Regions from separate parts of the Homo sapiens genome. Here region 2 is linked to region 1. A link is a loop called in an ENCODE intact Hi-C map of the cell type or tissue named here. Cell type or tissue: CD4-positive, alpha-beta T cell. All regions are shown on one strand. Each heading gives the region's core, and the rest is flanking DNA. Links, peaks and the distances in the headings are about the cores only. Region 1 has its middle 76 kb from the start of LINC03004. Region 2 holds the start of OLIG3 (oligodendrocyte transcription factor 3).

Evidence for each region. Hi-C counts contacts between places; a loop is a spot of excess contacts. Peaks named below come from ENCODE experiments on the same cell type or tissue, not always from the same donor. Only the 100,000 strongest peaks of a DNase experiment are listed, where the experiment ranks them.
Region 2: a loop joins it to region 1, with 2.0 times the contacts of the local background. A loop is called at or near these places in 5 of 110 quality-filtered maps.

The regions. Positions count from the first base shown.
Region 1 is chr6:137,581,381-137,597,000 of GRCh38, forward strand. No RefSeq gene overlaps it. Among named protein-coding and RNA genes, the nearest start is that of LINC03004, 76 kb to the right of the region's middle. RefSeq lists enhancers at 1-163, 7,742-8,369, 8,092-8,386. In CD4-positive, alpha-beta T cell, for the core only: a CTCF peak has its summit at 8,221; a DNase peak (open chromatin) is centred at 8,281; H3K27me3 peaks cover 527 bases.
Region 2 is chr6:137,489,922-137,505,541 of GRCh38, forward strand. OLIG3 (oligodendrocyte transcription factor 3) reads right to left here and starts at 4,473. Exons shown (of 1, transcript NM_175747.2): 1 at 2,278-4,473. The coding sequence starts at 4,249. The coding sequence ends at 3,431. RefSeq lists enhancers at 3,383-3,882, 5,564-6,097, 6,098-6,630. In CD4-positive, alpha-beta T cell, for the core only: no CTCF peak of the experiment used is centred there; DNase peaks (open chromatin) are centred at 3,640, 4,560 and 7,850; H3K4me3 peaks cover 817 bases; H3K27me3 peaks cover 7,469 bases.

The DNA.
Region 1 (15,620 bases), core at 5,115-13,114:
CAGAAATATGGGGAGTAGGGTGGGAAGAGGTGATGGCTGAGATAGAGCCTTCTAGGCACAGAAAACACGTGTGCGTTGGCCCAGAAACAACAAGAACTGAGATGCTCAGTTCTGCAGCAGCACAAGTGTGGGGAGAGAAGAAAGAGAATAAAGCCAGACAGCAGCACTGGCCTGAATAACAATGACCTTGAAAGCTTCAGGGAGGAATCTAGATTTTATTCTGAGGGTAATGCGGAGCAATTAAAGGTATTTAAACAGGAGTGACACAATCAGATGTTCACTTTTGATATTACTTGAGTTGGGAAGGAATGTTTAGTATATATTAAAATTTGACCCAAGAGAAGGATATTAAGAGAAGGAAGTGCCTTTGCCTATAAAACTACCTTGATAAATGCTTCATGAGAAGGTGTCACTCTGAGCATGGAGTGGTCAGTTGCCAACCTCCAGAGAAGAGATTTTTAAAAATAGTTTGGCATAAGATCAAAGATTCATGTGTTGCTTTGGGTGATGCAGGGATTGTGGGGAGTAGTGAGAGCAGGGAAAGATGAAGGGAGTAGAAGGGCTTGAGGCTGAAGGACTAGATAAGCCTGTCAGAGTAAGACAGTAATCAGGCACTACTTTCTTATTGGAAAGCTGAATTAAAAGGTAAATAAAGAATACTTGTGACCATTACTTCTGTCACTATTATCACCACTAAAAAATGTAAGCATCACTTGGAATGGAGTTCTCCCACCTTTATTAATTTGTTCATTTCATTACTTGTAAGTGAACATATAGTCCTGCAGTTTGTATCTGCAGTGTAGTTTCTCCCATTTTTTTTTTGTTTGTTTTTGTTTTTGTTTTTAGAGATGGAGTCTCGCTCTGTCGCCCAGGCTGGAGTGCAGTGGCGTGATCTCAGCTCACTGGTTCATGTGATTCTCCTGCCTCAGCCTCCCGAGTAGCTAGGATTACAGGTACGTGCCACCACACCCGGCTGATTTTTGTATTTTTAGTAGTGACGGGGGTCTCACCATGTTGCCCAGGCTGGTCTCGAACTCCTGACCTTAGGTGATCCACCCACCTCAGCCTCCCAAAGTGTTGGGATTGCAGGCATGAGCCACTGCCCCTGGCCTAGTTTCTCCCATTTTTAAAGGTAGCTCTTTATTTTAAAACAGGTGCTCTGATATATTCCTAGTGCTAATATGAACTCTAGAAAGCAATTTAACAAAAACAAAAACAAAAAGGCCCTCACCTAGTAATTTACTTTTAGAATTCTTTGGACTCTATCGTAAAGAAATAATCAGAAAAACGGTTATATATTTACATACAAAGATAACCAAAGCATTATAATAGTAGTGATACCTGGAAACAAAAGTAAGTTTTTAAGAGTGGAGAATGGCAAAATAAACTATAGCCTGTGTCTGTGTTGGATTATTTGGTACATATTAAAAATGCTTCCAAAAATAATAATTACTTAGAGAAAGGCATGTAATATGCTTGGTGAAAAAGATGTTAAACATAACCACATAACATATGCACCACATTTTACAGACTCCAAAATGTCATTGAAGGTGAGAACAGACAGGGAAGGACTCTAGGAACTTGGACTTTGAGTCTTAGTCTCCACTCTTGAGAGAATAAAATGGTCACTAGCTCATCCATTTTTTTTGACTCTTAGCTCTGTCCTATTACAGTCTGTCGTTAACTTCTCCAGCAAAGTCTTCTCTATTTTTTGCCTGCTCTCTAGATCTTCTTTTAAACACTTCAGGGACTGCTTGAGCCTTTTGGCTGAACATCTTGTGGCATTCCATGGTAACATAACCGCACCTTCATTAAACAGTGCTTAATGCGCACCATACTCCAGACACTGTTCTAGGCTAAAACTGTAGCTAATACCATGTAGAAGACTGAGTGGTCTCTTCCCTCACCTTAAAAGCTAGGCAAATATAGGGAAAGGAAGTCTTGCTCTCTGATGTTGATCATTTCAATGAGAAGACAAATAAAAAAACAGCTAGGCTACAATGCAATCACAATGTGATTAAGAAACAACAAATGGGCTGGGCGCAGTGGCTCACACCTGTAATCCCAGCACTTTGGGAGGCCGAGGTGGGTGGATCACTTGAGGTCAGGAGTTTGAGACCAGCGTGGCCCACATGGCGAAACCCTGTCTCTATTAAAAGTACAAAAAAATTAGCCAGGCGTGGTGGTGGGTGCCTATAATCCCAGCTACTCAGGAGGCTGAGCCAGGAGAATTGCTTGAACCCGGGAGGCAGAGGTTGCAATGAGCTGAGATCGCACCTCTGCACTCTACCCTGGGTGACAGAGCAAGACTCCATCTCAAAAAAAAAAAAAAAGAAAAAGAAGAAACAACAAATGTACAGTAAACAGAAGTGTCACCGGAGTTCAAATAAAGGGAAAGTTAATATGGATCAAAACCGCCTGAGATGGGGGTCATCAACTTAGTAACATTTAAGTGAATCATAAAGGATACAGAGATGGTCTTATTTAGAGAGAGGAAAAGAAAAGGGCATTCCAGTTTGCCGGGAACAACAAAAAGAAGGACTTAAATCAGAAACTTTGTATGTCGTCACCCTTCAGCTCTGCTCCTTTACGTCTTGCTTTGTCCCTAGTTGGCTGTAACACCTGTGGAATATTACCAACTAAGCCCTTGCTTAGTTGCAAGTGGGATTACAGGTGCACGCCTGTAATCCCAGCTACTAGGGAGGCTGAGGCAGGAGAATTGCTTGAACCCGGGAGGCGGAGGTTGCAGTGAGCCGAGATCTCACCATTGCACTCAAGCCCGGGAGACAGAGTGAGACTGCATCTCTTCAAAAGCAGCATGAATTCCCAACTTTTCAAACAAACTTTTCTCTATACAGTGGAATTCGAGACTCTAGAAAATGGTCTGCATCATCTTTGAGATTTGCTCAAGGATATCTTCCTTCCCCATCCTTAACTGTGCCCCCAGGGAGAAGCTCTGCAGGGAGGCAGAGCAGTGAAATTATCATGTTGCTAATGTGAATTGAGTGTTTTCATTCTCACAACAGCTCTCCCAGGTGGGTTGCTTCACATCTGAGGAAACCGAGATCAGAAAAAGTAAGTTGTTAACCCCTACACGGTGGAGCCGGGTCTCAAACGTGGTCTGGCTAACTGTAGAGCCAGGCTCTTCAAGATTCTGTACATGAGGCAACCACTCTAACTATCCTGGGCCGCTCTTTTCTGCATGATGAATTCTTTTTTGATTTTAACTTTTTTTACATACTTATAAAAATACCTTTTTATATTTATACAGTTAATTTAAACTTTTAATATACATATAGAAAAGTACATTACCATATGTGAACTGATCAATTAATTTTTAGAAATTGAGTACAGATGTAACACAGGGAACCAGCATTCAGATAAAGGAACAGAAAACGGCCAGGCACATTGGCTCACACCTGTAATTCTAACACTTTGGGAGGCTGAGGCAGGTGGATCATTTGAGGTCAGGAGTTCGAGGCCAGCCTGGCCAACATGGTGAAAGCTCGTCTCTACTAAAAATGCAAAAAACAAACAAACAAACAAACAAAAACCTAGCCAGGCATGGTGGTGCACGCCTGTAATCCCAGCTACTAGGGAGGCTGAGGCAGGAGAATTGCTTGAACCTGGGAGGCGGAGGTTGCAGTGAGCCGAGATCTCACCATTGCACTCAAGCCCGGGCGACAGAGTGAGACTGCATCTCTAAAAAAGAAAAAAGAAACAGAAAACAACCAGTACTCCAGAAGCTGTCCTTATGTGTCAATTATGACTGGACTGTCTCTCTCAAAGTTGTATGTTGAAGACCCCATTCTCAGTGTGACTGTATTTGGAGACAGGGCCTTTAAAAAGGTAATTAAGGTTAATGAGCTCATAAGGATGGGATCCTAATCCAATAGCACTGGTGTCCTAATAAGAAGAGAAAGAGACACCAAGGATGTGTGTCAACAGGTCACAGGCCATGTGAAGATGGAGCAAGAAGGCAGACATCTGAAGCAAAGGAGGGAGGCCAGAAATAACCAACCCTACCTGCACCTTGATCTTAGAGTTTCAGCCTCCAGAACCGGGAGAAAATACATGTCTGTTATTTAAGCCACCTAGATTAATATTTTGTTATTGCAGTGCTAGCAGACTAATATAACGTCCTTAAAAGGGCTACACCTGCCCCAGGGGAACCACTATCCTGACTTCCAAGAGCATTTGTTTTTTGTCTGTTTTTGTACTTTACATCTATTGGAATCCCACAATATATCGCCTTGTGTCTGACTTCTTTTGCCCTATAATAGCTATAAATTTCCCTTTAAGCATGGCTTTAGCTGCATTCCACAAATTTTAAGATGCTATCAGCCTTTAATTCAAAATATTTTAAAATTTTCCTTGACCTGTGAGTTATTTAGTAGTATGTCCCTTAATTTGTAAATACTTGGGCTTTTTTCCAACTATCTTTTGGTTATTGATCTTTAATTCTATTGTGGTCAGAAAACATACACTGTAAGATTTAAATCTTTTTAAATTTATTGAGATTTGTTTTATGGGCCAGAATATGGTCTATCTTGGTGAATGTTCCATCTGCAACTGAAAAGAATGTTTCTACAGCAGCCATTGAGGTAGTGTTCTAAAGATGCTAATTAGGGAAAATTGGTTGAGAGTTGTTCAAATCTTTTATATCCTTCCTTACTGGTTTTTTTTGCCTACTTGTTCAAGTAATTACTGAGAAAAATGTAAATTTGCACTGTAACTGAAGATATGTCTGTTTCTTTTTTTTAAGTCTCTTTGGTTTTTGCTTCATATATTTTGAAGCTCTTTTATTAGATGTATACACATTTAGGATTACTGTCTTCTTGATGAACTAGATGTCTTTCATTGTTAAATATCCCTCATTATTGCCACTAATCTTCCTTGCTTTGAAATCTACTATAGCCACTCCAGCTTTTAAATTATTAGTGTTTGCGTGGCATACCTTTTGCTTTTAATCTATCTGTGTCTTTATATTTAAATATCTCCTACAAGCAACATATAATTGGGTCTTGTACTTTAGGCACTGTTAATCAATGCCTACAAATAGTCATTTCATACCTTCTGTCTGTTTTTATAGCTATTTACTATGGGATAAGTACAATGCTCATCATTCCATTACAGATGGAACCAAAGCTATAATTTCTTCTTTTTTGAGTACGTTTTTCTTTTGTGTGTGTGTGTGTGGTGGCTGTATGAGAGAGAGACAGAGAGAGAGAAAGAAAGAGAGAGAGAGAGAATCACCCTTTTTCTCTTAAGTAGCTGGTGAAGGAATGAGAGGGTGTCCTTTTCTTTTACAGGCAGTATGGATTAGAGGACACCTGCATCAGAATCCTTAAGCTCTACTCTGTTCTGCTGAATCAAACTCTCTGGGGGATGGAGCCTAAGAATCTGCATTTTAACAACTCTCCATGTAATTTATGTTCTATAAAACTGGAGAGCCACTGCCTTGTAGAAAAAACTCTTTCTTATCTTCCCTGAGTTTCAGCAGTCAGACTGGTAACTTGGAGGGCCAGGAATATAACGTGGGTGGCGCGCGAGTGGGTAGGGAGGGGGCATAAATGGGAAAGGCCCTGAGAAAGTCCTCACCCACTCTCTGGTGCTTTTGCTTCCATGTGATCCAGCTCAGCTCACCAAGTAGGAAGAGAACAGAGAGAAATTTGGAATCAAAGCCATAGCAAGTACGGGGCTTTTATCCTGGAGTTACAAGTGACGTATATGATAAAATAACTGGTATATTGTGTAGTCATTTAATAATTCTAGCATTTAAGCCGGGCACGGTGGTTCACGCCTGTAATCCCAGCATTTTGGGAGGCTGAGGCAGGTGGATCACCTGAGGTTGAGAGTTCATGACAAGCCTGACCAACATGGAGAAACCCCATCTCTACTAAAAATACAAAATTACCTGGGCATGGAGGTGCACGCTTGTAATCCCAGCTACTCGCGAGGGTGAGGCAGGAGAATCGCTTGAACCCGGGAGGCGGAGGTTGTGGTGAGCCGAGATCGCGCCATTGCCCTCCAGCCTAGGCAACAAGAGCGAACCTCTCTCTCTCAAAAAAAGAGAAGTAATTCTAGTATTAATAATCATATTCTTCACTTTCACCCTGTATTCATAACAAACAATAAATACCACAAACAGCTACATTCTCAGTATAATATGGATAAGTGTCACACTACATATAGGTCTATAAAACTTTTAGCATGCGAATTTTAGAAAATACTGTGCATTTGTTTGTTTGCTTAATTTAAGAGCTAGCATAAATATCATTTACTATGGGGTAAACAGATAACAGGGAATGGTTAAATATTTACATAACATGTACTTAATTACCTCTGTTTCCCCAGTGTCTAGCACAGTGCCTACTCCATAATAGACAATTCAATAATATTTGTTGAACAAACAACTAAATTAAGGTGACATTATGAAATATTCTATAAGTGGGGCTGCTCATATTGCTTGCTTACCCTGGGCACCAGAACTGACTCCCTAGTTATCTTGATTCAATTGTAGAGTCCAGCTGGTATCAATCTGGCTATAACAGCATGTACAAGTATATTTGATCATAGAATTCCATAGAATTATAATAGTATGAACACCAGTAGGAACTCATGTTGTACAATGTGTGCTTAGAGTAGACATTAGAATGTCTCAAAAGTAGATTGTCGTTGGAAATGACAAAAATTGTTCCACATGCCTTTAAAAATGTATAAGAAGAAAGACAAGTAGCATGTTTGAGAAATTAAAGCACTTGTATTTCATCAAAGCAAAATGTGTTTAAAGTATTGAAATTAGAGGGTTAGATACACAACCCAGCAAACACCTGAGATGGTTTGTTGGTAAATGCTAACTATGCATCAATGGAAAAGTGGTAAGCTTTCATGAAGCAGGTTATCTGCTGTGTAACTAAGACAAGGACTGGCCCCTAGATCAGACCCAAAGAAAGGGTGAGTAAAGGAACCCCAGAGCACCATATTCCCATGGTGGACCTTTGAGATCCTAGCTAGAAGACTTCTCATGACCCCCAAGCAGACCTTCAGAATGGTAGGGAGAGCTGTGTGGAGAATACATACAGGCACTGCTTAAACCTGAGTGGATCCCAAAATGCTTCAGTGTGCTGGGCAGCTGCAGCAAAGTGTGACTCTGGGAACCACCTTCCCCCATCCCCAACAAAGCTCTGCATCCTTCCCTAAGCAGCTGCAGTTTCTGCTATCTGCCTGCAGGAGAGAGCAAAGTCCACGCATGCTCATGCACCCAAGACAGGCCCCGCTGCCATGTGTGCATCCGAACCACATGCCCTCATGCCTGCTGGTCCCTCCCAAGACTGCCTGCCTGGCCATTCTTGCAGGGGAAGCCCAATGCATAGCCACCATCGCCCAGCCTGAGTGGTTTCTTGGTAACCTGGGAGTAGTCCACCTCTGTATCACAGCTGGTGCTTGATCCCAAGGGGCCAAAGGATAAATCTGCTGGCCTGGGTCCAGTTCTCCAGGACTGGAGCACACTGCCCAGGGGTAGGGAGATGAGATCTGTGGCCTGACCTTGAGTTGGGGAGGAAACTCAACTGTCAGAACACAGAGAAGAGTGTGAAGTGGGTTAGTGTGATGGTGTGGGGAGCTGGGCGTCCCTCCCTTCATGAGGCCAGACAGGAAAGGGTGGGGTCTCTTAGTGGCAGTTTCTACTCCACGGGTTCTAGCAGACCTGAACGCCAGGAACGGTTTGGCAATCTGGGCACAGATAGCTTGGGACTAGACTAACCAGTCAAGCCTGTTGCCCTAGCCATTTGCTGCAGGGAGAGCAAATCAGTGTGTGAGAGCTGTGCAGGCCTGCAGCCGCCTTCTAGGCTGAAAATCCCTGGCAGCCCCTGGTCCCCTGAGCTGGCTCTGTGGGGGCAGGGTAGGGGCCTGAAAGCTTCCCCTAGACCCCTGCTAAGGTCAGCACTTGTACCTGCCTTAAGAGCCTGGTTCTGGGTTCAGCTGACCCAGGCCCTACCCAGCTTTGCTCCCTATAGCCACTTTGGTAGCAGAACGTGAGATGGGATCCCTGAAAGCCCCATGCCCTGCCCATTACCAGGGACACATACCCCGTTAACAAAGGTCAAGTAAAAATTCCACTGCCGTCACTGTAACTGCCTCTTATCTGCAGTTGCCACCTACTGGCAAGGAGGTCAAACTGCACAGTGTTTCACAACTACTGACATCATTGTATAGCAGTCAGCAGGCTTTTGCCCGCAAGTGCTATCTACTGGCCTGTAGGGTGAACTGCACAACCCAATATACTTCCTGCTAACAGATGTGCACAGTGCTAAGGAAGGAGATAAGCTTCCCCAGACCTCAACTTACTCATCTCTGTAGGTGACAGACAGCCTGACCACATGTACAGTACTCCACTACTACAACCTACAAATAACTACCATTTGAGAAAACCACACTAAGGCTATCTATAACCAAGGAATTCGTAAGGAGCCTTGGGCCCCTAAAAGCATGCAGAAACAAATCCTACCCAACACACACAGCTGTAACACCCTCAAGGAGAGAAGAAAAAATCCCACTCCAAAAGAGTAACTTCAAAAATAAAAAGTGGCAGCTTCCACGGATGAGAAGAACTAGCACAAGAAACCAGCATGAAGAAACAGAATTTTGTGACACCCTCAAAGGACCACACTAGGTCTGTAGCAATGGATCCTAACCAAAATGAAAACTTTGAAATGACAGATAAAGAATTCAAAGTATGAATTGTAAGGAAGCTCAATGAGATCCAAGAGAAAGTTGAAAACCAACACAAAGAAATCGGGAAAACAATTCAGGATAGGAAAGACAAGATAGATGTATTTTAAATACAAAAAAAAAAAAAAAAACAAAAAAAAAAAACAAAGGAGAAAAAACCCTTCAGGAAATAAAAAATTCACTGAAGGAATTTTCAAAACACAATTTAAAGCTTTAACAAGAGACTACATGAAACAAAATAAAGAATTTCAGAGCTTGAAGACTGATCTTCCAAATTAACCCAGTCAGACAAAAACAAAGAATTTTTTTAATGAAAAACACGTTTGAGAAATATGTGGTTCCATATGGTGACCAGACCTGTAATTTATAGGCATTCCTGAGGGAGAAGAAGAAAAAGTAAGAAATTTGGGAAAAGTATTTGAGGGATAATTCAGAAAAATTTCCCTGGAGACATAGACATCCAGATACAAGAAATTTAGAGAACATCAGGAAGATATTCTACAAGATAAACATCACCAAGGCATATCATCATCAGACTATCCAAGGTCAAAGTGTAAGAGCAATCTTAAAAGTAGTTAGAAAGAAGCATCAAATCACCTATAAAGGAAATCCCATGAGACTAACATCAGACTTCTCAGCATAAGCCTTGTGAAAGAAGAGATTGGGGGCCTATTTATTTTTCACCTCATTAAAGAAAAAAAAAAGTCAGCCAAGAATTTTATATCCTGCCAAACTAAGCTTCATAAATTAAAGAGAAATAGTCTTTCCTAGACAAGCAAATGCTAAGGGAGTTTATTACCACTAGACCAGTCCTACAAGAAATGCTCAAAGGAGTTCTAAACATGGAAATGAAAGGACAATACTAGTCATCATAAAAGTACATGTAAGTAGAAAGCTCACAGAACCTATACAGCAATTATACAATTGAGACTCCAAGGCAACTAGCTAACAAAATTCTAACAAGAACAAAACCTCACATGTCAATACTAACCTTGAATGTAAATGGCCTGAATACACCTCTTAAAAGACATAGCTGGCAAAACAAAACCCAACCATCTGGTGCCTACAAGAGACCAACCTAATAGCTAAAGGCACCTGCAGACTCAAAATAAAGGAATGAAAAAAAGACATATGTGAATAGAAAACAAAACCGAGCAGGAGTAGCCATTCTTATATCAGATAAAACAGACTTTAAACCAATGACAGTACAAAAAGACCAAAAAAAGAAAAGCATTATATAATGATAAAGGGTTCAATATAACAAGAAATTTAACTGTCTTAAATATATATGCACCCAACACCAGAGCACCCAGATTCATACTACTAGATCTAAGAAACTGCTAAACCTAAGAAAACAGAGTGACAACAATACAATAATAGTGAGGAACTTTGACACCCCGCTGACAACACTAAGCAGTTCATCAAAGCAGAAGATCAACAAAGAAACTCTGGACTTAGACTAGACTCTAGACCAAAAGAACCTAATAGACATTTACAGATCATTCTTTCCAACAACCACATGATATACATTTTCTCATCTGTGCACAGAACATTCTCCAAAACTGACCATGTGCTTGGCCATAATGCAAATCTTAATAAATTTTTAAAAATTTAAGTCATATCAAGTTTCTTCTCAGAAATAGTGGAATAAAATTAGGAATCAATACCAAGAGAAACTCTCAAAACTACATAAGTACACAAAAACTAAGCAACTTTGAGTAAACAATGAAGTTAAGGCAGACATAAAAAATTTTTGAAATGAATGAAAATTGAGACACAACATATCAAAACTTCTGGGATACAGCAAAAACAGTGCTAAAAGGAAACTTTATAGTGTTAAATGGCTACATCAAAAAAAATCTCCAATTACCAATCTAATGTTATACCTCAAGGAACTAGAAAAGCAAGAACAAACCAAACCCAAAGAAGCAAATAACAAGAAATAACAACATGTTATTTCTTTCTTTTGCTGGCTTTGTGCTTGGTTTATTCTCAGAGCAGAGCTAAATGAGATTGAGACCAAAAAAAATGATGTAAAGGATCAATGAAGTGAAAAGGTGGTTGATGGACAAAATTGATAGACAGCTAGGTAATTAGTCTAACCAAGAAAAAAAGAGAGGAGATTCAAATTAAGTACAATCAAAAATTATAAAGTTGGCATTACAACTGATACCACAGAAATGCATAAGATCATCAGAGATTATTATAAATCTCTCTATATATACAAACTAGAAAACCTAGAGGAAATGAATAAATTCCTGGAAATGTACAACCTCCCAACATTTAATCAAGAAGGAATTGAAATCCTGAACAAACTAATAATGAGCAGTGAAAGTGAATAAGTAATTAAGAAAAAAAAGAAAAAAAAACAACAAACTTTCAACAAAAAAAGCCCAGGACCAGAGATTCACAGACAAATATTATGAGATATACAAGGAAGAGATGTGTATTAGTCTGTTCTCATGCCGCTAATAAAGACATACCTGAGACTGGGTAATTTATAAATGAAAACAGTTTAACTGACTAACAGTTCCACATGGCTGGGGAGGCCTCACAATCATGGCAGAAGGCAAATGAGAAGCAAAGTCATGTCTTACATGGCAGCAGGCAAGAGGAGCATGTACAGGGGAACTGCCCTTTCTAAAACCATCAGATCTCATGGGACTTATTCACTATCCTGAGAACAGCATGGGAAAAACCTGCCCTTATGATTCAATTCCCTCCCACCAGGTCCCTCTCATGACATGTAAGGATTATTACAATTCAAGGTGAGATTTGGGTGAGGACACAGAGCCAAACCATATCATTCTGCTCCTGGCTCTTCCCAAATCTCATGTGCTCACATTTCAAAAACCAATCATGCCTTCCCAACAGTGCCCCAGAGTCTTAACTCATTTCAGCATTAATTCAAAAGTCCACAGTCTAAAGTCTCATCTGAAATAAGGCTGGTTCCTTCCATCTATGAGCCTGTAAAATCAAAAGCAAATTAGTTACTTTCTAGACACGACAGAATTACAGATATTGAGTAAATACACCCATTCCAAATGCGAGAAATTGGCCAAAACAAATGGGCTACAGGCCCCACGCAAGTCTGAAATCCAGCAGGGCAGCCAAATCTTAAAGCTCCGAAATGACCTCTTTTGACTCCATATCTCACATCTAGGTCACACTATTGCAAGAGGTCAGTTCCCATGGCCTTGGGAAGCTCTGTCCCTGTGGCTTTGCAGGGTACAGCTTCCCTCCCAGCTGCTTTCACGAGCTGGTGTTGAGTGTGGCTTTTCTAGGTGCATGGTGCAAGATGTCCATGGAGCTACCATTCTGGGTTCTGGAGGATAGCGGCTCTCTTCTCACAGCTCCACTAGGAAGTGTCCCAGTGGTGACTCAGTGTGGGGGTTCCCAATCCACATTTCCCTTCTGCACTGCCCTAGCAGAGGTTCTCCATGAGGGCTCTGCCTCTGCAGCATACCTCTGCCTGACCATCCAAGTGTTTCCATATATCCTCTGAAATCCCTCTGAAATCCAAGTTCCCAAATCTTGATTCTTGACTTCTGTGCACCCACAGGCCCAACACCATGTGTAAGTTGCCAAGACTTGGGGCTTGCACCCTCTGAAGCAACAGCCTGAGCAGTATGTTGGCCCCTTTTAGCCACAGCTGAAATGGCTGAGACACAGGGCACCAAATCCCTAGGCTGCACACAATAGGGGGGCTCTGGGCCTGGCCCACAAAACATATTTTCCCTTCTAGGCCTCCAGTCCTGTGATGGGAGGGGCTACTGGGAAGGTCTCTGCTATACCCTGGAGACATTTTCCCCACTGGCTTGGCAATTAACATTTGGATCCTCATTACCTATGCAAATTTCTGCAGCCAGCTTTAATTTCTCCTCAGAAAGTGGGGTTTTCTTTTCTATCGCATTATCAGGCTGCAAATTTTCCAAATTTTATGCTCTGCTTCCCTTTTAAATGTAAATTCCAATTCCAAACCATATCTTTGTAAATACATAAAACGGAATGCTTTTAGCAGCACCCAAGTCATGTCTTGAACACTTTGCTGCTTAGAAATTTCTTCTGCCAGATGCCCTAGATTATCTCTCTCAAGTTCAAAGTTCCACAGATTTCTAGGGCAGGGGCAAAATGCTGCTAGTCTCTCTGCTAAAACATAGCAAGAGTCACATTTATTCCAGTTTCCAACAAGTTCCTCATCTCCATCTAAGACCACCTCAGCCTGAACTTTATTGTCCATATCACTATCAGCATTTTGGTTAAAGCCATTCAACAAGTCTCTAAGAAGTTCCAAACTTTTCCACATCTTCCTGTCTTTTGAGCCCTCCAAACTGTTCCACCCTCAGCCTGTTACCCAGTTCCAGAATCACTTCCATATTTTCAGGTATCTTTGCAGTAGCACCCTACTCTACTGGTATTAGTCTATTCTCACACTGCTAATGAAGACATACCTGAGACTGGGTAATTTATAAACGAAAGAGGCTTTCTTGACTCACAGTTCCACATGGCTTGGGAGGCCTCACAATCATGGCAGAAGGCAAATGAGGAGCAAAGTCATGTTTTATATGGTGGCAGGCAAGAGGAACATGTGTAGGGGAACTTCCCTTTATAAAACATCAGATCTTGTGAGACTTATTCACTATCATGAGAACAGCATGGGAAAAACCCATCCCCATGATTCAATTACCCCCACTGGGTCCCTTCCATAACACATGGGGATTATTACAATTGAAGGTGAGATTTGGGTGGGGACACAGAGCCAAACCATATCAATCTGTTACCAATCTTATGGAAACTCTTCCAAAAAATTGAAAAGAAAGAATTCTGCCTAACTCATTCTACATGCAAGTGTCACTGATACCAAAATCATGCAAGGACACAACAAAAAAAAGAAAACTACAGGCTAACATTCCTGAATAACATAGATGCCAAAGTCCTCAACAAAATATTAGCAAACCAAACCACAGCACATCAAAAATAATTCATTATGATTAAGTGAGTTTTATTCCAGAGTTACAAGGATGGTTTGACACTCACAAATCAATAAATGTTATTCACCATCTAAATAGAATTAAAAACAAAAAAAATATGATCATCTCAATAGACGCATACAAAGCATTTGATAAAATCCAACATCCCTTCATGATAAAAATCCTCAACAAACTAGACATTGAAGGAACATACCACAAAATAATAAGAGGCATATATGACAAACCCACAGGCAACATCATACTGAATTGGGAAGAGTTGAAAGCATTTCCACTAAGAACTGGAACAAGACAGGGATGTCCACTCTAACCACTCCTATTCAACGTAGTACAGAAAGTCCTAGCCAGAGCAACCAGACAAGAGAAAGAAATAAAAGGCATTCAAACTGGAAAAGAAGAAGTCAAATTATCTCTGTTTGCTGATGACATGATCCTGGAGACTCCTTCAAAAGACTCCTAAACTTGATAGCTCCAGTGAAATTTCAGGATAAAAAAATCAATGTACAAAAATCAGTAGTATTTCTATACACCAATAATGTTCCAGCTGAGAACCACATAAAGAATTCAGTCTCATTTACAATAGCTACAAAAAATTAAATACCTAGGAATAAATTTAATCAAAGTGGTGAAAGATCTCTACAAGGAGAACTACAAAATGCTAATGAAAGAAGTCATTGACGACACAAATGGAAAAACATCCCATACGCACGGATTGGAAGAATGAATATTATCAAAATGATCATATTGCCCAAAGAAATCTACAGAGTCAATGCAATTCCTGTCAAAGTGCCAATGTCTTATTCACAGAATTAGAAAAAAAAATCCTACAGTTCATATGAAACCAAAAAAAAGCCCAAATAGCCAAAGCAATCTTAAGCAAAACCAAAACAAACCAAAACAAAAAAACAAAATCAAAGCCAGAGGCAACACATAACCTGACCTCAAATTAAATAAAACTATAGTAACTAAAACAGCCTGAGACTAGTAAAAAAATAGACATGTAGATCAATGGAATAGAATAAAGAATCCACAAATTAAGCCACATAGCTACAACCAATTGATCTTTGACAAAGTCGACAAAAATAAATGGGAAAGGATACCCTATTCAATAAATAGTGCTGGAAAAATTGGCTAGCCATATGCAAAATAATAAAACTGGACTGCTATCTCTCACCATATACAAAACTTAACTCAAGATGGTTTAAAGAGCTAAACGTAAAACCTGAAACTATAAAAGTTTTAGAACAAAAACCTAGGAAAAACTCTTCTGGACATTGGCCTAGGCAAAAAATTTATAATGAAGACCCCAAAAGCAAATGCGACAAAAATAAAAATAGACAAATGGGACTTAATTAAACTAAAAAGCTTCTGCACAGCAAAAGAAATAACAGAGTAAACAGATAATCTACAAAATAGGAGAAAATATTTGCAAATTATTCCTCCAACAAGGGACTAATATCTAGAATCTACAACGAACTCAAACAACTCAACAACTTTTTAATGAGTTTTTAAAAAGTGGGCAAAGGACATTAACAAATATTTCTCAAAAGAAGACATACAAGAAGCCAATAAAATATGAAAAGATGCTCAAAATCACTAATCATCAGAGAAATGCAAATTAAAACCACAGCAAGATATCTTACATAGGTCACAATGACTATTATTAATAAGAGAAAAACAAATGTTGGCATGGGAGTGAAGAAAAGAGAATCCTTATATACTGTTGGTGGGAATGTAAATTAGTACAGCCTTTATGGAAAACAGTATGAGATTTCTCCATAAACTGAAAATAGAACTACCATTTGATCCAGCAATCTACTACTTGGCATCTACCCAAAGGAAAAGAAATCATTATATTAAAAAGACACTTGCACTGTATGTTTATTGCAGGATTATTCA
Region 2 (15,620 bases), core at 1-8,000, 97 kb before region 1:
CGCCTGGGAAAGCGCCGAGAGGTTTCTAGTGTGGGCTTCTCAAGGTGTCTCCGCCCAGGAGGATTTCGCCATCCATTTAAACGTAAGGCGGGGTTTAATCTGGAATGAAAGGATCGTCGTGGTGTTTCCAGATTGAATGAAAAACTAAACTTGCAAAATTTCGAGAAAGTGACAAGTTTACAACGAAAAAAAATCCCGGCCGAAACCCATTTTCACCTTTGCGGTCATGAAATCTTTTTTCTGGCGTCGATAATTCGAGTATTTAAAGGGAAGTGCAATGACAGTAAAAGTCTGCCTGCAAACTCACATGCCCAGCAGACCCGCCTAGGCATCAAGGGAAGGGCCTTCCCGGAGAGCGAATGGAGATTATTTCTTCCCAATAAATCCAGAAACCTCAGATGACGTGGCTCTCAAATCACCTTCCTCACTGGGTTCCTGTCCTGTACTTAAAGAAATCCTCTCTTCTGGTCTCGAAGCCAAAAGAATTTTTGTATCCCAGAAAAGAGCTCTGCTCACTTAAGAGATCTTCTCGATATTGGAAGTGGTGTCTATTTCCCATTTTAGTTGCAAAATTTGCAATAGAGTTCCCTGTGCTCAAGCTTCCTTTCAGCTTATGTGAGTGGACATCACAGCTCTTTAAACTGACCACTGCTGTAAATCAAGGATTTCCTGTCTCAGCAGCACAATCACAAAATCCACGACTGTCCTAGTGTAAAGAATGTGGCTTTATTCCTTTGCATAACCCAATTTAAGACTCAGTTTTAGAGAAGGCATGAGGCCCACCACTAGGCCAACTGTAAGGCACTGAGTCTTTCCCCAGAACCAGGCCTTTGGAAACAGGACTCAAAAGAAGCAAGTGGCTAAGGAGAAAGTCGTTTTCCTGATTGATGAAACTTCTCCCACCCCTCCCCTTTCTAAATAATAAACTCTGGGGAAAGACTGGAGGGCTGCCTTGTGTTGGTTTCAAATAAATCTTCAATAGGCTCTTTCCTCACCCAGAGAAATGAATCACCCCTGGGAAACAGACGATTATTCCCCCATTTGTCTGCCTAAAACCAGTGGAAACAAGTACCCTCCACTGTAGATGCTAACTTAGGTCTTTCGCCTGGCTGAGAGTGGGGTAGCGATGGGAGGGTAAAAAGGGATGGAGGGGGATGATTTGCATAGAAGAGAAACCCACAGAGATGCTCTGCCTGACAGAGGCAGTACTGGGTAGGCATCAGGGACCCAGGAAAGACAGGGCAAACGCAAATGCTTCCTAGACGTGCTCTCCTTGCTGGATTCTAGAAAGAGACCACAAGCCTCCCCCCATTGGAGAGGAGCTTTGGCCTCAACCAACATCTAGGTGATGTTACAACTTATTCAGAAGCAAATCCTGGGGTGTTGCATTTCAATCAGGGTTCTATTTTCTTCAGAGGGAAATGGAGGCTTGTGTTGTTGGGGCTATCCTCACTACAGCTCGATTTATTGTCCCCTTTAAACAAATAGACAAAACTGTCTTGCTGGATTACTCCTGCTTAGACAAACCATTTAGAAGTGTTATGGCGGGAGGTGAAAAGAGAAAAGTAGTTTATTAAAATGACTCCCGTTTTAGCTGACTTTTTTGTAGAAGATGCCCAATGTATATAGCTAATCAGACCAGCAATCTTCTAAGGGAAGAAAGAAGGGAGGATTCTCGCTATAAATCTGCAAGATTCTGAGACTTGGGTGGTGGTTTGACTCACCCGGAGCTCACCTTACAAAGCAGAGAAGCCTTCCCTTTCTCTGTAGGCCATGCTTCCGAGGGTGCAGGCAAGCAGGGTGAGTATTTGACTATTTTCTAAGACCACTCTTTGTTGACTTTTAAAATGTATACTAGATTTTAACATGGGGGGAAAAGCACAAGTTCAATTTAAAGTGAAAAGAAGTTAACGTACTGCTTCATCCTTGTTTGTTGCCAACACAGTCATCGTAGTGACACTCCACCTCTCATTTCCTGCCACTTTAAGTTTCCAGATTACTTTTTAAAATTCAATTCTCGAGTTTATGAGGGTCTGATTACTGCAGAGAAATGAGCTCAAATAGCATAATACTATGAATGTGGGCAATGCCCGCTTGAAGGACATTTAGTTCCAAAAATCAGCACCAATTTACCCATCCTGTTTACTTGTACGTAATCACGGAAAACCTTCACATCTGCCCACCCATCCAAATTCCTCACCCAGATACACCTTACCTGGTCCACGTGTTTCCTATCCCACTACCCCCATCTGCTAAGATTTTAGGCAAAGGCAAAGCCACGATTTAAAGGTTCTTTTTTATTTGAAATCTCATCCAGAAACACTGGTTATTAATAAATATATCATAGTTATCAAGAATATATAAAAAATAAAGACAGGTATCGTCTTTGAGGCCCTAACAAAATATTTCAAGCAAATGTTCAGGAAAATAAAAACGGCACCCCTCCCAAAACCAGGATAAGTTTTCAAAGCTGATAATAGAGAGAGCCAACCCCGCATGCAGAATAACTGAGCGAGGGGGGGTGGCGCAAGCTACTAGAGGGAGCCCAGGCTTTTACAATAGCGGCCCCAGAACAGCAAAGGAAGGTTCCGAATAAAGTTTGAAGGGGGTGGGGGTGGGAGAAGAAGCGCGTGTGCGTGAGTGTGGGTCTTTGCACTCTGCCCCTTTTTTCATTTCATACAACCACAGACAGATATATGGAGTACTTGGGATAATTCACTAATAAATCCTTGTTACAAGGAAAACGGCACCACAGCCTGCACGACATATTCAGACAAGATTCATTTAGAAGCGTGCATGCATTCTTTTGACCTACACTGCGTCGAAAGGAAAACCCACATAGGAGGTGTCATGCCCTGGACCTCGGTTGAGATTCAAAACTTGGGTCTTGATCTCTCTCGCGCTCTCTCTCTCTTTCTCTCTCCATTGTCTCTAGAAAAACTGTGGCAAGGACAGAGACAATCATAATCGCATCCATCTCAAGAAAATATTTACATTTGTTTTGCACAAAAGGGATGGCCGTCTTTTTCCAAAGCGAGAACACAGAGTCAGAGAAAGCCAACTCAAAAGTCCCTTCGCAAGTTTTTAACTACACCGATCCCATCTTTATACAACAAATGCAGTTTTGACAAGAGCATATGGCAGTGAAAAATACTGGCGCGGCATGGGGAAAAGAAGCATGCATGCAAAACACACGACATCTGGTTCGAGTCCCCCTTTGCTACCACCTAGAAATTGCGGTTTGATTTTGGTCCTTTCCCTCCGGGGGTCAAGTGGAGTCTGAGATCTCTCAGACAGCGTGGGAGGCTGCGGGCCCCGGAGCCTGCCCTCCCGTGGGCCGAGCGTGCAGCCTCCCTCTTCCCTCCCGGCCCGGCACCGCGGCCCCTCCCGCCGCTCTCCCTCCTCCTTGGCAGCCGGGCCCGCCCGCTGCTCACTTGAGCAAGTCCTTGGACTCGGCCGACAGCCGGGCCATGTTGGCTGTGGAGAGAGCGGACAGGTGCGGCGGCGGCGGCATCTGGCAGATGGTGCAGGGGCAGGGCAGACCAGCCCAGTGCTGGAAGCCGCTGCCCAGCTGCAGCGCGGGCGGCGTGGAGGGCGCCTTGAGTAGCGAGTGGGGAGGCCGGATGGTGCCGATGGCGGGAAGTGAGGCGGCGGACAGCGGTGACGAGGCGTTGCCAGATGAGAGCGCGCCGCCCAAGATGGGGTGCACCGGGTGCACGGAGTTGGCCGCGTGCGCGGGGTGGCCGGCCGAGTGGCCCACGGTCCCGCAGTGAAAGGCCGAGTGGTGGCCCCCATAGATCTCGCCAACCAGCCTCTTCATCTCCTCCAGGGAGCTGGTGAGCATGAGGATGTAGTTTCTGGCGAGCAGGAGTGTGGCGATCTTGGAGAGCTTGCGCACCGACGGCCCATGCGCGTAGGGCATGACTTCGCGCAGCCCGTCCATGGCTAGGTTCAGGTCGTGCATCCGCTTGCGTTCGCGTCCGTTGATCTTCAGCCTCAACTGCTGTAGGTCCTGCTCCGACAGCTGCTTCTTGATTTTGTACTTGCTGCTCTCTCCCGCGGCCTTGGCGCCAGCCCGCGAGAGGCTTTCCCCGGGCATCTTCTGCATCATATCGCCCTGCGTGGACGAGACCGAGTTGAGACGGCTCTCCTGGTGGTGGTGGTGGCGGTGGTGGTGGTCCCTCAGGTACATCTCATCCATGTCCGGAGATGAAGCTCTGCTGGAGACAGAGCTCGAATCAGAATTCATTTTATTACAGGGGATGCGGCCCTACCGTGGGGAGGCTTTAGGCGGGAAATTAAAGAAAATCTTGAATTAAAAAAAAAAAATCTGCACTGCCCAGGAACCCACTTCTCCGCGGCAAGACGTGAGAAGAAAAGCGGAGACGCTGCTTTTCCCCGCCTCTCTCCCTCCCACGCCCCTCTCTCTGGTTAGGCTGCTTCCTGGACAGCTAGTTGGTGTGTGCTTGAACTAACCTCACGCTGAAAAAGAGGGGCTTTTATAGAGCTGCGGCGGAGAAAAGAGACAAAAGGAGCCCTCCTATCTATCCTGGGCTGGTTAGGATGACGTGCCATCATTCAGGGCGGTGCGCTTTGCTGTCCCATTTAGCAAGGATTCCTATTCATATTCATTGTGGGGCCGCCCTGGGACACCTCTGCTCCGAACCGCTAGGAGCCCCCAGGCACAAAACCCTCTGATTGACACACTCACCGCTCCAGCTTACGCCTTCCTGATTTTTTTTTTAACTTTCTTCCACCCCACCCCCCTTCCCAATTTCTCTAACCAAATCACACATCAGGAACGGAAGGAAGGCAAGAGAAGGTGGCCAGGCGGTTGGTGGAGGTTCCTCTGAGTTTGGAGAGAGGAATTGAAACATTCGCTCTCCTTTCTTTCCTGGCTGCTCCCAAGTTTAGAGAAATATGGGCAAAAATAGGTCTCAGTGGAAAGGTTTGAGGGACAGAGGTGCGGTCGGAGGGAAGGTGCTGCCAGCGGGGGCTGGGGGTGGTGGGAAGACTGCATGCCGACTTTCTCTGTCTCAATATTTTTTTTTCATTAGATCTCTTTTCCTAAACACTTCCATTCTGTCAATTTTGTTTATTGGGCCCTTCTGGTGTGGTTTCAACGGGATGTCCATGTTCGGTGATGGCTTTGCTCCTGGCAGTATTGTGGCGGAGAGGTCTCTTATTTTCTGTGTCCTCTCTTTCGTTTTAAAACATGGATTTCTAAAAGAATTTCAGTTTTGCACAATTCTTTAACTTCCTAGACCAAAAACTGCGAAAAAAAAATGTTAATGTCACAAGAAAAGCAACTTGGGAGGATGGGAAGGAAAAGGAGCCAAGGAGGCAGAGAGAGAGATTGTTAGGTTCCTGAGAGCTCCAGAGAGATTGTTCCCACTCCAGGCTTCCTGGACCTTGGCGCTGGCGCAAAACGGTGGGACGGTCCGCGCCCGAAGCTCCGCCGGGCCTCCTCTGGCCGCTGTGCTGACGTGCCCCGAGCTCCGGGAACTCAGCGGCACCCCGGCCTGCGCGGGTGGGTCCACCAGGCTGGGGCCGCCGTACGGCGTCGGACAGGGAAATCAGAAGCTCATAATAAACTATCTGATGTCGGGGTGGTGGGGCGGGGGGGTGGGGTGCGTGGGCAAAGAAGCACGGGGGAAGGGAAACAACGAAAGGACCTAGAAAGCCCCTTGTGCGTGCCCGGGCACTGCGGTTCAGCGCAGAGTCGTTTCTGGGAATAAAGAGGAGGTCGGAGTTTGGAGCCTTCGGTGCGAGTGCGGAGGTGGGCGTAGATCTTTCTTCCCCCTTGCTGTGTTTTTGTGATCAAGACTTTAGCTCAGCAGCACGAGGGGCGGGAAGGCAGAAATCCCGGGAAGGGAGAGAGCCCCAGGAGTGGTCTCTAGAAGAACCCGGACACCGCCCCTCTCCCGGCTTGGTGGAACGGGAAACAAACGCTAGCTAGTGACTGAGAGTCTCGGTGGAAGTGTGAAATCGAATCAATCGCGGAACCTCGGGCACTTGGGGCCTCTTGCGCCGCTGAGTCACTTCGAAGAACAGGATGCCCCCCTTTCCCTTGACTCAAACCGAGCGGTCAGTGGGAGAGGGATGCGCGCCCAGGTCCGGAGTTTGCACGCTCTGAGGCTGTGCCCCACTGACAGTCACGCTGCGAAGGCAGCTCTGGCCAATACCAGAAGGATGGGCAAACGCAACATTGGCATGGATGCTTTTGCTACACCGAATTTTGTTTTTCTGTAATGGGGGAAAAATGGCCAACAGCCCTTCGTCAAGGCCAGGAAGTTAGTGCTCTTGCAGATTGGACAGGAGCCTCTTCTACCACCTTCATCTCGGTGGAAGGAAAGTTTCTTAATTCAAGAGGTTAGATTGGATGTGGAAAGACTAATGTCCAAAAGCATTCCTAATACCAAGCATAAAGAATGTTTCTTAATTCACCAGACTCGCCAATAAGATAGTGACATACACTAAGTCTTCCTGGTTATTTAAAAAAGGAGGGGAGGGGGGAAGTGCTCCAGAACTTGTGCAGTCCCAGGTGATGGGAGGAAGCTAGTGGCTAGTCCTAACGACAACCCTCTGCGACTCCCCTGCTGATCAAATGGGGTGAGGAGAGAGAGGCGGACGGGGGAGGGCATTGGGAGCGAGCACTGGACTGGACGAAGAGCAGCTTCCCCGCCCTGCGGACGGTGCACAGGTCTGGCCCCCGCCGTCCTCCTGAGCCACCTCCCTGACCCTAGGTCGTCGGCGGCGTCTGTCCTTCCCACACCCAGACTGAAAACGCTGCACCTGAGTTTTGATTTGGGGAAGTAGAATTGTCTGGTCAGAGCAGAAGGGTTGCAAATGAAGGAGTGGAAAAATCATGTTGCTACAAGATATTTTACCCTTTAAAAAAAGTCTTGATTTTCCCAGTGGACAATGTAAAATAAAGTTTTAAAATCTCCCCCAAATTAGTAACGAAGGTGGCAAGCCGTGGGCGGGGGGAGGGGAGGGAAGGAGGGTAGAGCAGCCCTCGAAATACAAGCTTGCGGGGCTGGAAGTCCGGGGCCAGGGTTCTGGGAGTCCAAACCAGAAGCCACTCTCCTTCAGCACAGCCTTTCAGCCGAGAGGGGGCTGACGCCTGCCGCAGCCGGTTCCGAGGGGGCTGCGATGGGCCGGGAAGGGGCGACTGGGCCTTTGCCCGAACAGACCAGGACATTCCCTTCCTTCTTCCCTAAGGGTTTTCAGCTCCAGTAACAGAGGTGCCTGAAATGGGAGATCTGCGGGGACCAGGCCGGGACTCCCTGGCTCCGAGGCCGGGACGTGGCGCGCCCTCCGCTCCTCGGTCACCCTCTGCTTTTTCGAAGGTCCGTAATGCGTGAGTGTGGGTGGTCCAAGGTTCAGGGCCTCCTTCCAGTAAGTACTTTTAGAAGCTAGTTCCCCCACTTCCCATCCGTTGCGGGGCTTGACAACTAGACGAGGGGAGTGAGTAAAGGTGCCACAACTTTGCTTACCGTAAAATGGGTTAATACTCGCCGGGGCCCAAAAGGCTGAGTCGCCCCGCACGTCTTGCTTCGTGGAGTCTCTTTTCGACCCCCGCCACCGCAGCTCAGTTCCTCGGATTGAGCCCTGAACCCGAGAAGGAGCAGGCCCGGAGCTCAGGAGGGCAGGCACACGGATTTCTTTCTGAGGGCTGACTACCAACGCCCACCCCAGACTTGTACGGAAGGAGAGAGTAAAGGAGTCGCCGCCTGGCCAAGGCTGCAGCAGCCTACAGAGGCTCAGCCGGAGACGCACCATGACCTTGGCCCTGGCCGAGACCCCTTTCGGAGGGCTCAGACCGGCGAGGAGCCGGAGCGAGCGACCCTGCTGCGGTGGCTCGGGCTGCGCTCTCTCGGGCCACACCCCGCGCCCTCGCGGCTGGGGCGGGCTGCGCCGCGGAGGCGGGGATCGTTCTCCGGCAACAGGTGCGTCCCAAGGCAGGCAGGCTACTTCCCTCCAAGCCTGTCTTGGCTCTGAGAAGAGCCTGGAGTTTCTCAGCCTTCCTACAACATATGAAAACAGCGGGTCGGCGCGTGGACCGGGGCAGAAGAGCCGTCCTGCTGTACCCGCGCGCCCAGGGCGCTCCGCGGGGACCGCGCACTCGGGAAGCTGTGCTGTGCTCAACACCCCCCTGTGCCTCCCAGATCACCAGGGATCGTCTCTTACCTGACACCCAGTGCGCGCCGCTCGGTGCCCGACGCCCACTGCTCCGCAGCCTTAGCCACCGAGTTCCTCTCCAGCAGCTGCCGGCTCTGCCTGAGGCCGCGGCGATTTTGGCTCAGGAGCGAACCCCCACCCCCACCCCCGCAAGAGTCCAGTAGCAAATGTCGCTAGCTGACCTGCCGAAGAGCTACTGTGAGAGGCAGGTCAATCAGCAACGTCCAGGGGCTCCTCTCGCTCATCAAGCAGCAAACTTGACCAGCAGAAACTTTGGCCGAGACCGAAAGGCGGGAGGCTGCCCTGTGGGCTTCACCTTTCAACCCAACCACCCTCCAAGACAAAACAGAACAAAAAAAGGAAACCTAAACATTTCTAACTATGTTTCCTCATGTGCAAACAAGGAATAGCCTAAAAATTAGTTGACCACGCGGAGAAACTTCTCAAAAAGTGCATTCTTTAGCAGAGTAGAACGATAACTTCACAACAATAGCAGTGGGGGTCCGGTCACCAGGGCCGTTAGGTTGATCAAAGAAGCCAGTACCAAAAAAGAAAATAAATAAATAAATAAATAAATAAATAAATAAATAAATAATAAGACCAAAAAAATTTAAATATCAACATAAATCGCAGTCAAGCAGGAATAATCTCTTCCTGCAGCAGCGCATCCCGAGTGATAGTGTTTGGCTTAGGGCACGGAACCCTGAGCCCCTAGATTGGGAGATGCCAAAATCAGAATTCCAGCAATTAAATAGGTGATACAAGGGCCAGAGAAGATGGATCTGGACAGACTGACTAAAGCGATTCCATTTTCTGGGTTTCCCCATATTTTAAATAACATCTTGAAAACTTACTGATCTGTCCAGTCTTCCTCCTCATCTTATTAAAATCCAGTTTTCATACGGGGAAAATAGCAGAAGTGGAAGGGCAGCAGAATTTTATGAGCTGGTAGTAACTGCTTTTCACAATATTGGATGTGAGGCTGGAAGATGCCAGGCAGTCCCAGAATAGCACAAAATGATGAGGTGCTAATTATGTGAATATATAGACAAGTTAATACACTGGCAGAACTAGAAGTTTGATTTTAATGATGCATAAGCACCAAGGCTGGCTAGAACTTACAAATTCATTATAATTATTTAAAGACTCACGAAAGTCAAAGGAAATATGAAGTTCTGGGCTTCATTTATAGGATTTAGCTCAATTAGTGAGCATCCTTCAGTACTCTTTTTTTTTTTCCTTTCTAGTAACATCTGCTCAATTGCCAAAACCTCAACCGAGTTTTCCTCCTGTAGAAAGCCAATAAATGGAAAATAATTTTTTTCTCAAGATTGAAATGTTTGGGTTGATTTAAATATCACTGGTGATCAATTACATAAACTGATGAGTTATATTAAACTTTGCATACTTATATGCACATTCTTGGCATGTGCCCTGACATTCTGGATTTGTGGCTCCATTAATACCAATACTTTAAGAACCACTAAGCAGATGATTTTTTAACAGTATGTTATTGTTATTAACTTATTTCTTTTATGAATTGATAGTTACAGCCACCGTATACAATTTGATATCTCAATATAAAAACACAGAATACTAATTCTACTTTTTGCTTTTGGAGGTTATTTGATCATCTCCTGGCTATATTCTATTAGATAGTTAAACACATATTGCTGTATTCTTTGCTGAAGTGCTTAAGGAATTTAGTTTTATTTTAGAGTTATCTTATGTAGCATATGTATACCTCATTTTGACTTCAGTAATATTCAGATTTATGCACACACAAAGTATATAAGTAAATAGATACCACAAAGAGATTAGAATATAGGTATAGCATCTAACTATAAAGGAACAGCAGATAAAATGAATGTTTACACCTATGACAACAATTTATTACACTGCTTTTTTATTATAGGTACCTATACATGTAAGTTCTGAAGTTTATATGTATATTAGCATAGAGTCAAATACATTAAAATATTTCCTTGAAGTCTTTGGGTTCTAAATAAAAATAAATAAATTATTTTCAGATGCTGTCTAATGAAGACAATGGAAAACATATTAAATATCTGTTTATAAGTAACGTTGGATTTGAAATCTTCTCACATTGGCTTGACTCCTAACAAATATAGATTTACAAATCTTATTTTGAGAAAATTGTAAATAAGATTCTGCTACTGAATCTTGAAAAATAAAAATGGCAATTTTCTAAAATCAGCCTTTCAATGGTTGATTCATTTTATATACCATTTGTGGTATGGACCAGGTGGATTTTGCTTCATCATTTCTGAAAACAAATGAAAATGTAATAAATTGTACTTTCTCATTAGTGCATTGTATTTTTCTATCTATAGATATGGTTTTGGTTTGCATAACACCAACAGCCTGAATGTAAACGATATAAAACCCAATTATCACTGTTTACAATATTGACTAAATTTTCATTTTCATTTTTACATCATATTATAATATATACTAAAATTAAAACAATTGCCCAAGTAATTTAAGTGTTAGGTCCTGTTTTTCTTTTATTTTGCAGGGCAGAGGGGAGGAGGAAGATAGGGAGAGAGGAAGCAGGCTGGAAACAAATTTTCACTTAACATTTCTAGATATTTATCATTTTATATTTTACTTGCAGACCAGGCTGAATCTCCTGTTTAACAATTGAAATATATTCTCAACAGTACTATCAAGAGCTGTTAGTAAAAGCTTCTTATAAATTTGAGCTACGTCAATTTTTAGAACAAAATAATAATGGAAATTAATATTTTTACATAATATGATATCATTTAAGGTATTCATGAAAGAAAGTTGATAATTTTCCAGGTCTTTTTTTTCTAGTGATTGTGATCGTTCCATCCTATAATGCTTGGTAGTAAAGAAATAGCAGAATACTGGAGCATTTGTCCACGGAAGTGAATATTTCAGTTAGATAACCTTAAAAGAACTTTGGTTTTTTTCTTCATTTTATTATGGCAAGTGTGATACATTTGAGTAGACTTTTAGAAAAATAAAACTTTATAATGAGGGTGAAAAGAAAGAAGGAGGAATAGAAAACACTATGCACGTATCCTTAGCTTGTAATATATAAATTTAATCCTACCCTTAAGTGCATTTTATGGAGTTGTTTGTGCAAAAGCACTTGCAAAATATATGTTAACTTTATAGATGCATGGAAATTGTAATGTTGATTCTAACATTTTAATAAAGAACCCATTTGTGGCCGTTTTCCAAAGGCAAATGTATAGCAAGTTTGTCAATCATGTTTAAATACCCTATGGATTCTGTGGCACTGTCATTCACCATTCATACACCCTCCAATATGTTGAACCAGTCAAATAGCCTGAGATAAAGCTGTGAGAAGAATGAAAACACTGAGTAATCCTTCAGGGATGGTACTCCTGAGTATAAGGACAGCTCAGAAACTGTGCTGCAGAGGCAAAGTGAAAAACTGAGAATACCATCAGACTGAAACTCTGCTAGAAATAGAATCAGAATAAAAGAAATAAAATAGAAGAAATACAATAGAATAGAAATAGAATTTTTAAAGTGAATACTGTGGATAGCCTAATGTTGTGGAACAGTGTTCTCAAATAAGTTCTTAATTTCCTCTGTTGCTAAAAAGAAAAAAGAAAGCTTTAACTCTATATTGAGGGACAATTAAAGTGGCCTCATAGTTGTTCATCATGCAAAAATGCATCTACTTAAATAAGAATGCAATACTAGAAATCTGTATTCAGAAAAAGACAACTCTCATTTGATTGACATAGATCTCTAAGCCTATTATTAATTATTTCCAGAGAAAAATTTGTTTTCTCTGGGGAAAGCTTTTATATGTGATTTATTTGCCTGAGAGGAAATCAGATGCTGTTATGTGTATAATTTCAAGTATACTCGCTACAATTGTTCTATCTCTTCATCTGCGTCAAAGTTTTACCTCTCATGAAAGTAAAGCAGGGGATAATAGCTCTTTTGCTCCCATTAGACATATTAATTGAAGTAATTGCATTAAATGAGAAGTAATGCCTTTGGGAAGGTAATGCCAAGAACAGACACCCAATAGAAAAGTGTTGCCAAAGGTATGTATGGGAGGAAAGATATGGGCCAAGAGCATATAACAAACTCAACTCAAAAGTTTAAGTAGCTGTAGGAACTAAAAACTAGTAAGCATAGGCCTACGCAGCTTGGAGTTGTAAACATTTTAAAGATAGGTCTATAGTAACAAGGGCATAGTTCCTCTCTGTTGTGGTGTCTCACATGTCCCTGTTTGGGAAAGACACCAACAACCATGGGAACAAAATTAACATCAGCACAAAAATATTGCATATGTTTCTTTAATAAGTTGTCTGCTGGCTAAAGCTTACAAATACCCTGGGATCATAGAAAAGATGAGCTCTTGGAGAGATATAAACTATTTTTTTGATAACTCCTATGTTGTAAACATAGAGATGTCACTTCTGCACTGGAGGAGCACCCTCCCTATAGTATGAAGGGCAGAGGCAGATATTAGAGAAAGAAAGACTTCACAACCCATCAGAATTTCCAGATAGGATTTACTAGTTACCAGGTATGCACACTTTCACAAGTTTCTTGCCATTTCTGAATCTTCGCTTTGTCATCTGCACAATGAAAGTAATGATACTTGTGACATATACCATTGTGAGGATTAAATAAAAGAGTTTTGCAAGGTGTTTGTAAGCTATTCACCTAGATGGATCAGACATAAATTTCAAGAGCAAAATTTTAAAACATTTAATAAAAAATAAATTTATTTATAATCTTGAAATAGAGATGGATTTATTCAATTAGGCAAAACCAGAACTATCTATAAGAGAAAAAGATTGACGAGTGTGACTACATAAAATAATGATACTTTATCAAAACACACTGAAAGACTGTGAATAGTGAATAGTTATTTTTAAACTTGGAAATTATCTTTGTAGCACAACAGTATTCCATAGGCCTTTCTAGTAGGAATATAAACTGTCATAGCCAGTTTGGAAAACAGCTTGATATTGTCTTGTAAAATTTAACATTCATGTACTATATGACCCCAAAATTCTACTCCTAGCTTGTACGCCTCCACCTCAAACTCTTGAATCTACATACCTAAAGACATATACTGCAATAGAATGTTCATAGTATCACTATTCACAATAATAAATAGTTGTTGACAGGGAAATACATAAGTAAATTAAAGCACATGCACAGAATTATTCAGCAGATTAAGTGAATGAACCATAGCTCCATGCAAAAATATGAATAAATCCTATTAAGAAAAAATTAAGAGAAATAATGAGAGTCCCAAAAGGTTACATGGAGAATGATAACAAATTTTGTAAGGTTAAAAGCAACTAAAACAAAGCAATATACTTATTAATATATTACTGTATTAGTCCATTCTCATGCTGCTGTGAAGATATACCTGAGGCTGGATAATTTATAAAGAAAAGAGGTTTAATTGATTCACAGCTCTGCTGGGGAGGCCTCAGGAACCTTGCAACCACGGTGGAAGTTACCTCTTCACCGGGCGGCAGGAGAGAGAATGAGCGCAAGCGGGAGAAACGCCAGACGCATATAAAACCATCAGATCTTGTGAGATTCACTCATTATCACAAGAACAGCATGGGAGAAACCGGCTCCATGACTCACGTACCTCCACCTGGTCCCGCCCTTGACACATGGGGATTATGAGGGAATTCCAATTCAAGGTGAGATTTGGGTGGGGACACAGAGCTAAACTGTATAATGCATATTAAGCATATACTTAATATACTTATTAAGATTACACAGAGAAGTGGAAAAGCTACATTTAAAAAAGAAAAAGCAAGCAAGGAAGAGAAGAATCAGCATAGATTCAGGATAGGAGCTACTTCAAGTGAAGGAGGAGGGGTATAGGATGGGAGAGAACCACACAGAGTTATAAAAGTTATAATCAAGGCTTCAGTTTCTGGATTGGGATGGGCGTTCACAGGTGTTCATTATATTATTCAAAATAGACACAAACATGAATGGACCAATGATAAAAGTACTTTCTAGGGCCGAGTACAGTAGCTCACGCCTGTAATCCCAGCACTTTGGGAGGACAAGGCGGGTGGATCACGAGGTCAGGAGTTCGAGACCAGTCTGACCAATATTGTAAAACCCCATCTCTATTAAAAATACAAAAATTAGCCCAGCATGGTGGCACCCTTCTGTAATCTCAGCTATTCAAGAGGCTGAGGCAGGACAATTGCTTGAACCTGGGAGACGGAGGTTGCGGTGAGCCGAGATTGCACCACTGCACTCCAGTCTGGGCAACAGAGTGAGACTCTGTCTCAAAAAGAAAAAAAAAGGCGGGGGGAGGTCTAATATGTGTTCACTTGTAAAATAATCAATGAAATGAAGAGAACTCTTTGTTCTCTCTAATTAGATAGAGGATAGAAGTTGAAAAAGCTAATCCATCATGCCCACCACAGTTTACTCCTTTGGTTATCTGATATCTGTGTACACCTCCTATCCATAGCTGAACTTCCAAATAGCAACTATTACAATAAAAACACACTTGCATCTGACATAACTCAATTACCACTCATAAAAATAAATGAACAACAGTAACAAAAATATACTTACTGGGAAACTTAATATTCTACCACTCACTAAGTCTATCACTGAGTAATTTTTATTCTTCTTCTAATTTAGTCAATTCTACTTCATATAAGGCATTCTATAGATTAAGTTATTCATTTAGATACAACCAGGAATGGCAGTGCACACCTGTAGTCCCAGCTAGTTGAGAAGCTAAGGTGGCAGGATCCCTTGAGTCCAGGAGTTTGAGGCCGCAGTGAGCTATGTGTGATCACAGCAGTGTACTCCAGCCTGAGTCACAAAGCCAGATTTCATCTCTAAAAGAAATTTTAAAAATACACACACACACACATGAAGACAACTTATGCGAAATAGTGGATGAACAACAGAAGAGAAAAAAGGAAATGGGTTAATATATATTCATATATATCATATATATTTAACACAGTATGAAAAAGTATGGGCAACTGTTAATGAATGTATAGTTATAGTTTTAAATTTCTTTGCTCTACTATCTGTTTCCTATTCCCTTTGTCTTTTGCTAACATCTCAACTGACCAGGCTTCTCGGTGAAGTAAGTCAAGCTAACATTCCGTGGTAGTCCTGCATGTAAAATGTTGCTATGATCATCCAGGAACTTTTACTAGTGATTAGAAAGTAGTAGCATGTCCCCAGATGAGCTCCTGTATTGCAGATATACTCTCCTTTACCCACTTTTCTGTAGCAAAACTATTTTTTCTTGATATTTAGTATAAAAATAACTTCAGCCAACATAACAATATACTTTTTTTCTCCTTTTGGTTGAGTGGTGTGAAAAACCCAAAATGGCCAGATGGTAGTCTCAACTTCCAGTTTATTAGAAGTAAATG